3 separate regions of the Homo sapiens genome follow, and all the other regions are linked to region 1. The links are chromatin contacts, found by Hi-C in ENCODE. All regions are on one chromosome and are shown on one strand. The core of a region is the stretch at or near the end of the contact, and the rest is flanking DNA. Distances in the headings are between cores, read along the strand shown. Region 1 holds the start of STOM (stomatin). Region 2 holds the start of RBM18 (RNA binding motif protein 18). Region 3 holds the start of TTLL11 (tubulin tyrosine ligase like 11).

Region 1 (2,822 bases), core at 107-2,606:
CACACTCCAGCCTGGGCAAGAAAAGCGAAACTCCGTCTCAAAAAAAAAAAAAAAAGTGATACGGAGCCTGACCTATTTAGTTTCAATTTTTGTTGTTGTGGTTGCCATTATTCTCATCAACTCCTCCCTGTTACACTCTCCATTTGGGAAGATAACCTGCAACGTTATTAGTAGACAAAAAGTGAGGAATAAAGATTTCTGTAATTCCTTTGATGCTCCTGGGAAGGAACTGAACACAGGGATCCCTGGACAAGGGAAATGGAACTTATAGCTAAGATGCTGTGGATAAAGCTGGCTTTACAAATAATCAGAATAGATGACTCCAATGTCATGTTCTTTGAGGGGTCCTGGAAAGGACCACCCAGCCCTCTAAATTGCTTTCACTGCCATCCTGCCTGAAATTCCATCTTTAGAAACACTGTAATTCCTCTGGATCACTAAGAGCTCCTGAGTGGGTACCAGGACTCCTGAGAGGTCCACCATCTCTCTTTATTGGAACCCCCTCCCCAGAGTACCAGTTCCTCCACAGGGGAACGAGACTGAGCCACTTACAGCTCCTGCCTTGAAGACTGGGAAGGGAGGGTGGGGGTGAGGGTGGGAGAACTCAGGGTTCCTGGCGAGGAACAAAAGCCGGGAAGGAGAGTTCTCCAAAACGCAGAGGAAAGCGGAGGGGGAAAAATGGGGCAGAAAGTGGAGCTAGAAAGAGAGGTAAGAAGAAAGCCAGAGAGACTTCTTCCTTCTGCAAATCGGTCTAAGTTTCGGGAGGTGGGATTGGGGGAGGAGGGGGTTCACCCTGGGGCCAGGCCAGGGCTGGGTGGAGGAGGCGGCCTTCGAGAGAGTGAGTCGGGAAAGAAGGGGAGTGGGCAAAGGGTGAGATGTGGGGTCCCGGTCCCCGCCTCGCTGGCTGCCAGTTCCCTCTGCGTTTCCTAGTCCGCGTGCGTGACACGAGATAGTGCAGCCCTGGCATGGGGCTTGGCATCTGGCGGCCGCGAGATAACCAGGGCCCGTGCGATGGGAAACGTGCCGTTGGCAGCCCGCCACCCCTCCATCGTGACCTCAGTCTGCCAAACAGGGTTCGTGATGCTCAGTTTACTAGGGAGGAGCCGCGGCTTTGAGATCTCGCCCAGCCCGAAGCAGCGGAGACTGGCCAGGAGCCCGGCTGTCAGACCTCGGAGCGCACGCTGCGGGCGGGGGCTCGGTCCACGGGGGAGGGTCAGGGGACGCGGGACTCACCCTTGAAGGAGTCGGGGAGCCGCTGGGCTTCGGAGTCCCGTGTGTGCCGCTTCTCGGCCATGCTGCCCGAGACGCAGTCGCACTCCCCCGTCCTCGTTGCCAAACCCGGAGCCGCCGGGAATGCCCTGAGGAGCCAGAGGCACAAGACCCAGATTGCCGCCCCGCCCCCAATCGAGGTCCCGCCCTCGTGAGAGTTGGCCAATCAACGCCCAGGATCGAGGAGGACCCACCTCCCAATCCCCGCCCTCCTGTCCCTCCACGGCGCGACTGCTTCGCAGTCACTTCCCGCTAGTTCTGTGGGCTGAGGGGCGTGGCCTGAGGGGCGTGGCCTGAGGGGCGAGAGCCCCCAAGGCTGTGGGTATGAGGCCGGGGCCCTGCACCGGAAGGGAGGGCGGAAGCCACGGGACGTGGAGCAGATGGTGAGGATAGTGGGGAGGTAGCAGCAGAGGATGACCCGAGGCAAAAGTGCAAGTGAAGAAAAGTCGCCTTGCCGGGCAGAGGTACGGGACCAAGGCGCCTCCTCTGGGCTGAGGAGTTAGAGGGAAGAAAATGGCGCCCTGTCATGAGGGCGCGAGGTCCGAGTTGAGGGGAGAAGACTGAGGGACACAGAAGTGGCCGAAGTGAGGGCGCTGAGGTCAGCCTGAGCTGAGAGGGCCGGCAGATCACGCCGCAGCCGAAGTGAACGAACTCGAGTGAGGTGTGTTAAGAAAATCAAAATGTATAAATTTGGAAAAGGAGAGGAGGCCGGGCGCGGTGGCTCACGCCTGTAATCCCAGCACGTTGGAAGGCCGAGGCGGGTAGATCATCTGAGGTTAGAAGTTCGAGACCAGCTTGGCCAACATGGTGAAACCCCGTCTCTGCTAAAAATACAAAAATTAGCCGGGCGTGTGGCGCGCGCCTGTAATCCCAGCTACTTGGGAGGCTGAGGCAGGAGAATCGCTTGAACTTGGGAGGCAGAGGTTGCAGTGAGCCGAGATGGCCTGGGTGACAGAGCGAGACTCCGTCTCAAAAAAACAAAACAAAAAACAAAAAAACAGGAGAGGAGACTTTATTTCTTGTAAGGGGTTACAGCCTGCAAGGTGGCCATTCCGCAGGCTGGAGAATGGCCAGGACCAGAGACAGGCATTTCGTTGGAGGAGGGGTTGGAGTAGCGGCTTTATGCTGAACAGCTTGGGTAGACATGCATATTCAGCAGGTGACAGGAGGAGCTATGAATATTCATGAGGGTGGTCCTGACGCATGCCCATTGAGCAAACATGCATGTAACATACAACCCATGTTCATTTTGGAGTGAAGAGTTACCAATTAAATGTTAAATGCCTGGCCTGCATGGTGACGTCCCCATCTCTACAAAAAGTAAAAAAAAAATAGCCAGGTGGGGTGGTGTGTGCTTGCGGTCCCAACTAGTCAGGAGGCTGGGGCAGGAGGATCACTTGAGCCCAAGAGTTGGAGGCTGCAGTGATGTATGATCAGATCACTGCACTCCAGCCTGATGGACTCTAAAAAATAATAACAATACATGTATTACAGTTAGACCCCATGCGTCAAAAGGTCTTTTCAGGACAGGAAGGTGTGCAAGTATGCAGTCT
Region 2 (2,822 bases), core at 182-2,681, 890 kb after region 1:
ACATTTTTGTCTTCCCTCTGCTTTCCTTTCCCCCTACTTTTTAAACAAATCATTCATTCAAAAAATAAATTCACTGCTTCTATTATCTAGGACTTATCCAGTTACTGGAGTCAGAGCAGTGAACAAGCAAGGTCCCTATCCTCTGGATGCTTGTATTTGGAAGGGGAGCAGGACAAAACAAAAGCAAAATAAATAAAGAAGATATAATTAGTGATACATGCCACAAACACAATTAAGCAGGGTGATGTGACAGGGACTCGACGACTATAGATTGAGTGGAGGGAAGGCCTCTCTAAAGGAGATGACATTTGGGACTTGAATGATAGGACATTCTGATTTTCTCATGTCTAAAATCAGGAATAATACCAATAGCTATTAATATTTATTACCACGAAAAGGTACCATGTTTTACTGGTAAGAGTGCAGGCTATGCGGGTCTGGGTTCAAATCCTGACTTTTGCACCTAGTAACTGCACCTTTAGCAAGTCACATGACCTTTCTTTAAGCATCCTCTCGATAGAAAAGCTTTCCTAAACAGAGTTCCTTGTTATTCTATATCATAGCCACTTTTCCATCTTTTTCCTCCTACTAAATGCTAATTCAATGTATTACTTAATGTTTCCTCTTCTATTTCCTTCACTAGAACGTAAGCTCCCACAGCACAGGACCTTGCCAATCTTGATCACGGTTCTATTTCTAGCACTTAAGTACACTGCCTGTCTCACGGTTGGTGCTTAATATTTACTAAATGAAGCAAGCCGCTTCTCCACTCGAAGACTTAGTTTCTTTTTCCTTCCTAGAATGGGTACAATTTGTCGTCTCACGAGGTCGTTGTGAGTCTTAAATAAGACAATTTTGGTGACAGCTCAGAATATGGCTTTTTGAGGAAAGGTAAAGGGTAATAAAAGATCAAGACGGCACGGGACTATCAAAATGCTTTGCGTTTGCAATAGCAACAATCCTTTAGACTACCAGAGTTCACAAAACGCGGTTACATTTGTCTTTCCAGCTGAGCTGCAATAACTCTGGAAGCCAGAAATAGTCATCTGGGGAAAGTGCAATCCAGAGAAGAAGAGACACCTGATCCTAACAGCAAGCGGTGGGGTCATGCCTGGAACCCTGGCTTCCCGATTTCTGGCTGCGAATTCCTACAGGCGAAGGGTCATTACTCGGATTGTTATTTCCGGGCCAGCGACAGGACAATCCGGGGCGGGGCCTGAGATGCAGTCCTGCGAGGGCGGCCTCCTGTAAGACCTCTTAGCGGGCCCATCGCTGAGGTGCAGGGACATGTCGCGGCCGAACTCACCTCGTGGCCTCGGCGTGGTGCTCTCAGCTCATGCCCGGAAACCAGGTCCCGACGCCGCGGTCAGACGGACCTCTAGACGCGTCCGCCTCAATGCCGCCAGCTGCCAGGCCGCCCGTGACGCGTTAAGCCTGCGCCGCCTCCTGGCTTCGTGACGTCACGACGTCCGCGCAGCTGCGGTCGCCGCCGTCGCACGAGTCTTTCCTTAGTAACCTGGGCGATAGCTGGTGAGTGTCCTTGACAGGGCCTCGAGGGGCGCGTGTGGTCTGGGTGCCAGAGACCCTTACTCAGGGACCTCTGGGGGACCTCAGGGGACCAGACTACCGTCCCCGACCCGTTCGAGTCCAGCTTGACCTTTAAGGCTGAGGGCGGGACCTGTGGCATTGGAGCGAGTCTCATGGGGTGGGGGCGGGGCTCCTTTTACCAGCTAGGAATTTAGGGGATGCTGGAGGAACTTACTAAAGAGTAGCCGCACACTTGACGGGAACGTTTGAGTTTCAGAACAATCCCATAGGAGTAGATATTATTATCTCCCATAATGAAGAAACGGAAGCTCACATAGGTAATTTTACCAGGGTCACGCGGTCAGAAAGTGAGGGCGCTTAAATTCAGACCTAGGGCTATCCGACTCCTAAGCCTGGACTTTTAACCACCACTCTGTGCCACCCAGTGGCAAAACAGTTGTCATTTCAGTAGCCCTTCTCCATTTACTTAACCCTGACAAATAGTATTGTCATTTACGTTTTACAGATGAGACGGAAGTCCTGAGAGTTTGACCGATTTAAGGTCACGTGCCTAGGAAGTGCTGGAACCAAGACTCGGAGTTTTCTCTAAGTTTAGTGCCTTTATTTTGTTTTAAACCACACTGTTGCATTTCCCCCCATTTTGGAAAGCTTTATAGTTGGAAAGAATGAAAACCTGATCTGACCCCTTCATTTTATGGTTGAAACAAAATCTACGTAGGAGAAATCACTTGGTACAAGTCACAAGTCAGTGGTAGAGCTGCCGCAAATGCTTTTTGAATACGTGTGATTATGAATCTAAATGGCAGATGGCAGGGAGTGATAAGGTAGGCATACTGGAATCCAGATCTCTTAACTCTTAGGCAAAAGCCCTTTCTCTACCTGTTAAAGTGTCTCATTCCTTCTTTGGCCGTGCCAGGTGCATAATGATTCTGTGTATAGTCAGATACTACAAGTACCTTTCTTTACCTGGTACTGCATTTAGAGAAGAACATCATCTACTATCTCTAAGCAAAAATCTGGCAAACCAGAGACAGTGGAGGCAACGCTGGGAAGCCCAGAACCTACCATAATAGTAAGGGTAGATTCCCATCCGATTCTGGTTTACCCTGGATAAGGAATTTATCTTTCTGGACTTTCACTGATGTATTCATCACATTCACAGTGTCTTCTGTGTTCTGGCAATGTACCAGGTACTGGGGATACAGCAGTGAACAAGAAAATCATAGATTAGTCCTTGTAGTACTTAGAGTCATATGGAGGGAATTAGACAATCA
Region 3 (2,822 bases), core at 127-2,626, 720 kb after region 1:
CACATGCCGTAAGCCAAGCCTGGAATATAAAATACAGTGCCTGATTTTATACCACTGATCATGAGGACAGTGGTGGTGCTGGTGGTGGTGATGGTGATGATGGTGGAAGAAGAGAGAAAGGAGAAGGTGGTAACGTAAGTTACCATTTATTGCAGACTTGTGCTATAAAACACTAAGTAGTGAGTCTTCTAATGCTAACAAGATGATGAGATAAGTATAATTGGCCTCACTTTACAGAGAAGGTAATAGGCTGAAGAGGTGAAGCAACTTACTCAAGGTCACACAGCTAAGTAGCAAAGTGTAGTGAGACCCTAGGCCTGTCTGCCTCCAAAATAAAAAGTGTTCCTCTGCCCAAGAGTCACACAGCAAGTGCTAAACAAATATAACTTCAATGAAGAAGTGAGAGAGCGGGTCCGGGGCCCCAGGGGCTTACAAGCTGGTGGAGGAGACAGACGTACACATATCTACAAGCAGAGGCAAATGCTGATGGCTGAGACATAAAAAGAGCTGCAGGGAGGCAGAGGAGTGAGTGGCTAACTTGACCTGGAGGGGTCTGGGGGGCCCTCTTGGAGGAAGTGATTTTGGGGGGTAGGCCTTGAAGGATGAGCACTTTGCGGCTGACAAGCAGGCCCGAGCGTGGTGCACCGCAGGAGCTCAGCCCTCGCCCGCCGACCTGACCTGGGCCGTGCCGAGACCTCTGAGGTCGTCCTGTCCACCCCACTGTGCCCACGCGGCCGGGTCGGGCCGGGCCTCACCTCCTTCCACTTGAGCTGGCGGATGCTGATCTTCAGGGCATCCAGGGAGGTCCTGGCCTTGGAGCTGTCCACGGTGACCGGCCGCTGGGAGCCGTTCTCGCCGGAACCGTGGCCCGAGCTCCGCTTGCAGCTTCGGCCCTTGTCCCGGGGCTTCCCGTGCGGGCAGAGGCCCTGCACCGGCTTCGGCTTGGACGGGGGCAGCGTGGGCGGCGGCCGCTGAAGGACCTGGGTGTTCCCCTCCTCAGCCGCACTGGGCTGCGCCGGGGCCGGGGCCAGGACCTTGGGCTGCTCCTCCCCTGCCTTGCACTCCGGTTCCCCGGCCGCGCCCGCGTCCACGCGGACCTGTTCCGCCACCGTCTCCGCTGTGGCCTCGGCCTCAGCTTTGGCCGCCGCTTTGGCCGCAGCCACCGCCTCCGCCTCCCACCGGGCCGCCAGCTCGCTCTCGGAGCTGCCCCGCCGCATGGTGCTCAGGGCCGGGGCCAGTGCCAGTGCCACCGCCGCCGCCGCCGCCGCTCCGCCGCCCCAGTCCGCCACCAAACTGCCGCCGCTGCAGCCGCTGCCACGCGTTCCCCGCCCGAGCCCGTTGCCATGATCGCTCAGGCTCGGGTTGACAGCGGCAGTCACCGCATCGAGACGGGGTCCGGGAAGGGACAATCGCCGGCCGAGCCCCAGCGACCTCATAGGCGAGGCTGCCCACGTGACCCTGCCTGTCACAGAGGCAGCGGCGGCCATGTTGGAAGAGGGCAAAGAGCCGCCAGGACCCGCCCACCCCGCGGATGCGCTGGATCTCGAGGGCGCAGAACTCGGAGTGGCGAGGAGAAGCGGGAGGGCAGATTGAGCGCGCGTGGGGCTCGTGAGCCTGGGGACTGGGAGTAAAAACAACTACCTCAAGCAGGAGGCTCAGTCCCCGCCAACACTCGCTGGGATAACTCTCGATAGGACGGAGGAGGAGCCCCCCAGTGGGACCCTCCTCAGTGCAATGGATGGGACCCTCCTCAGTGCAATGGATGGGACCCTCCTCAGTGCGATGGATGTGAGCAGCCCAGGCCCTAGGGGAGCAGAGAGTGTTCCGCTGAAGAAACCCTCTGCTGGTCCTTTGAGCGCCCCCAGATAAGAGGGGAGGCACTTTTCCCTGTTCTCAGGGAGCTCCCGATGGGATGGGGAAGTCATGGGCATGGGTAAGCCCCCTATAGATTCCCACTCGAGTTGAGGATATTAACGATTTTTTCTTTTTCTTTTCTTTTTTTCTTTTTTTTTTTTTTTTTTAGACAGGGTCTCTCTCTGTCGCCCAGGCTGGAGTGCAGTGGCGCGATCCCGGCTCACTGCAGCAGCCTCAACTTCCAGAGCTCAAGGGATCCTCCCACCCCAACCTCCCGAGTAGCTGAGACTACACGAATGTACCACCACTCCCGGCTAAGTTTTGTGTTTCTCGTAGAAACGTGGTTTCGCCATGTTGCCGAGGCTGTTCTCAAACTCCTGACCTCAGGTAATCTGCCAGCCTCGGCCTCCCAAAGTACTAGGATTACAAGCAGAACCACCGCGTCTCTTGTTTTCTTTTTTGTTTTTGTTTTTGTTTTGTTGTTGTTGTTGATGTTGTTACAGAGTTTCGCTCTTGTCGCCCAGGCTGGGATGCAATGGTGTGATCTCGGCTCATTGCAGCCTCCGCCTCCCGGCTTCAAGCAATTCTCCTGCCTCAGCCTTGTGAGTAGCTGGGATTGCAGGAGCCGGCCACCATGCCCGGCTAATTTTTTGTATTTTTAGTATAGACGGGGTTTCACCATCTTGGCCAGGCTGGTCTCTAACTCCCGACCTCAGATGATCCACCCGCCTCAGCCTCCCAAAGTGCTGAGATTACAAGCGTGAGCCACCACGTCCAGCCTGACTGCTTTTACTTATATCACTTTTTTTGTTGTGGTAAAATATAACAAAATTTGCCATTTTAACCATTTTTAGTGTACAATTCAGTGGCATTCTGTATACTCACATTGTTGTGCAACCAGCACCACTATGGGTCTCCGGAACTCTTTTATCTTACCAAACTGAAACTTTGTGTCTATGAAACAATAA

What was found. Hi-C counts contacts between places; a loop is a spot of excess contacts on that map. Pooled maps may share reads with other maps.
Region 2: a map of naive thymus-derived CD4-positive, alpha-beta T cell shows a loop between it and region 1 (9-fold over the local background). The contact joins the promoter of RBM18 here to the promoter of STOM in region 1. A Hi-C loop is called at or near these places in 1 of 168 maps with a recorded cell type or tissue (naive thymus-derived CD4-positive, alpha-beta T cell), 1 of 37 single-sample maps with no recorded cell type and 7 of 50 pooled maps.
Region 3: a loop to region 1 is called in a map of CD8-positive, alpha-beta T cell, with 6 times the contacts of the local background. The contact joins the promoter of TTLL11 here to the promoter of STOM in region 1. A Hi-C loop is called at or near these places in 2 of 168 maps with a recorded cell type or tissue (CD8-positive, alpha-beta T cell and naive thymus-derived CD4-positive, alpha-beta T cell) and 9 of 50 pooled maps.

Annotation. Positions count from the first base shown.
Region 1 is chr9:121,368,894-121,371,715 of GRCh38, forward strand. STOM (stomatin) reads right to left here and starts at 1,357. Exons shown (of 7, transcript NM_004099.6): 1 at 1,234-1,357. The coding sequence starts at 1,294. LOC102723324 (a long non-coding RNA gene) reads left to right here and starts at 1,000. Exons shown (of 7, transcript NR_187160.1): 1 at 1,000-1,073. RefSeq lists enhancers at 1,362-2,322, 1,782-1,871.
Region 2 is chr9:122,263,409-122,266,230 of GRCh38, forward strand. It overlaps RBM18 (RNA binding motif protein 18), which reads right to left and starts at 1,432. Exons shown (of 6, transcript NM_033117.4): 1 at 1,307-1,432. It overlaps MRRF (mitochondrial ribosome recycling factor), which reads left to right and starts at 1,474. Exons shown (of 7, transcript NM_138777.5): 1 at 1,474-1,530. RefSeq lists enhancers at 614-1,585, 964-2,163, 1,586-2,556, 1,732-1,891.
Region 3 is chr9:122,091,932-122,094,753 of GRCh38, forward strand. TTLL11 (tubulin tyrosine ligase like 11) reads right to left here and starts at 1,377. Exons shown (of 9, transcript NM_001139442.2): 1 at 756-1,377. The coding sequence starts at 1,217. It overlaps LOC124902263 (a long non-coding RNA gene), which reads left to right and starts at 2,201. Exons shown (of 2, transcript XR_007061757.1): 1 at 2,201-2,241. RefSeq lists enhancers at 905-1,618, 1,368-1,557 and a silencer at 968-1,017.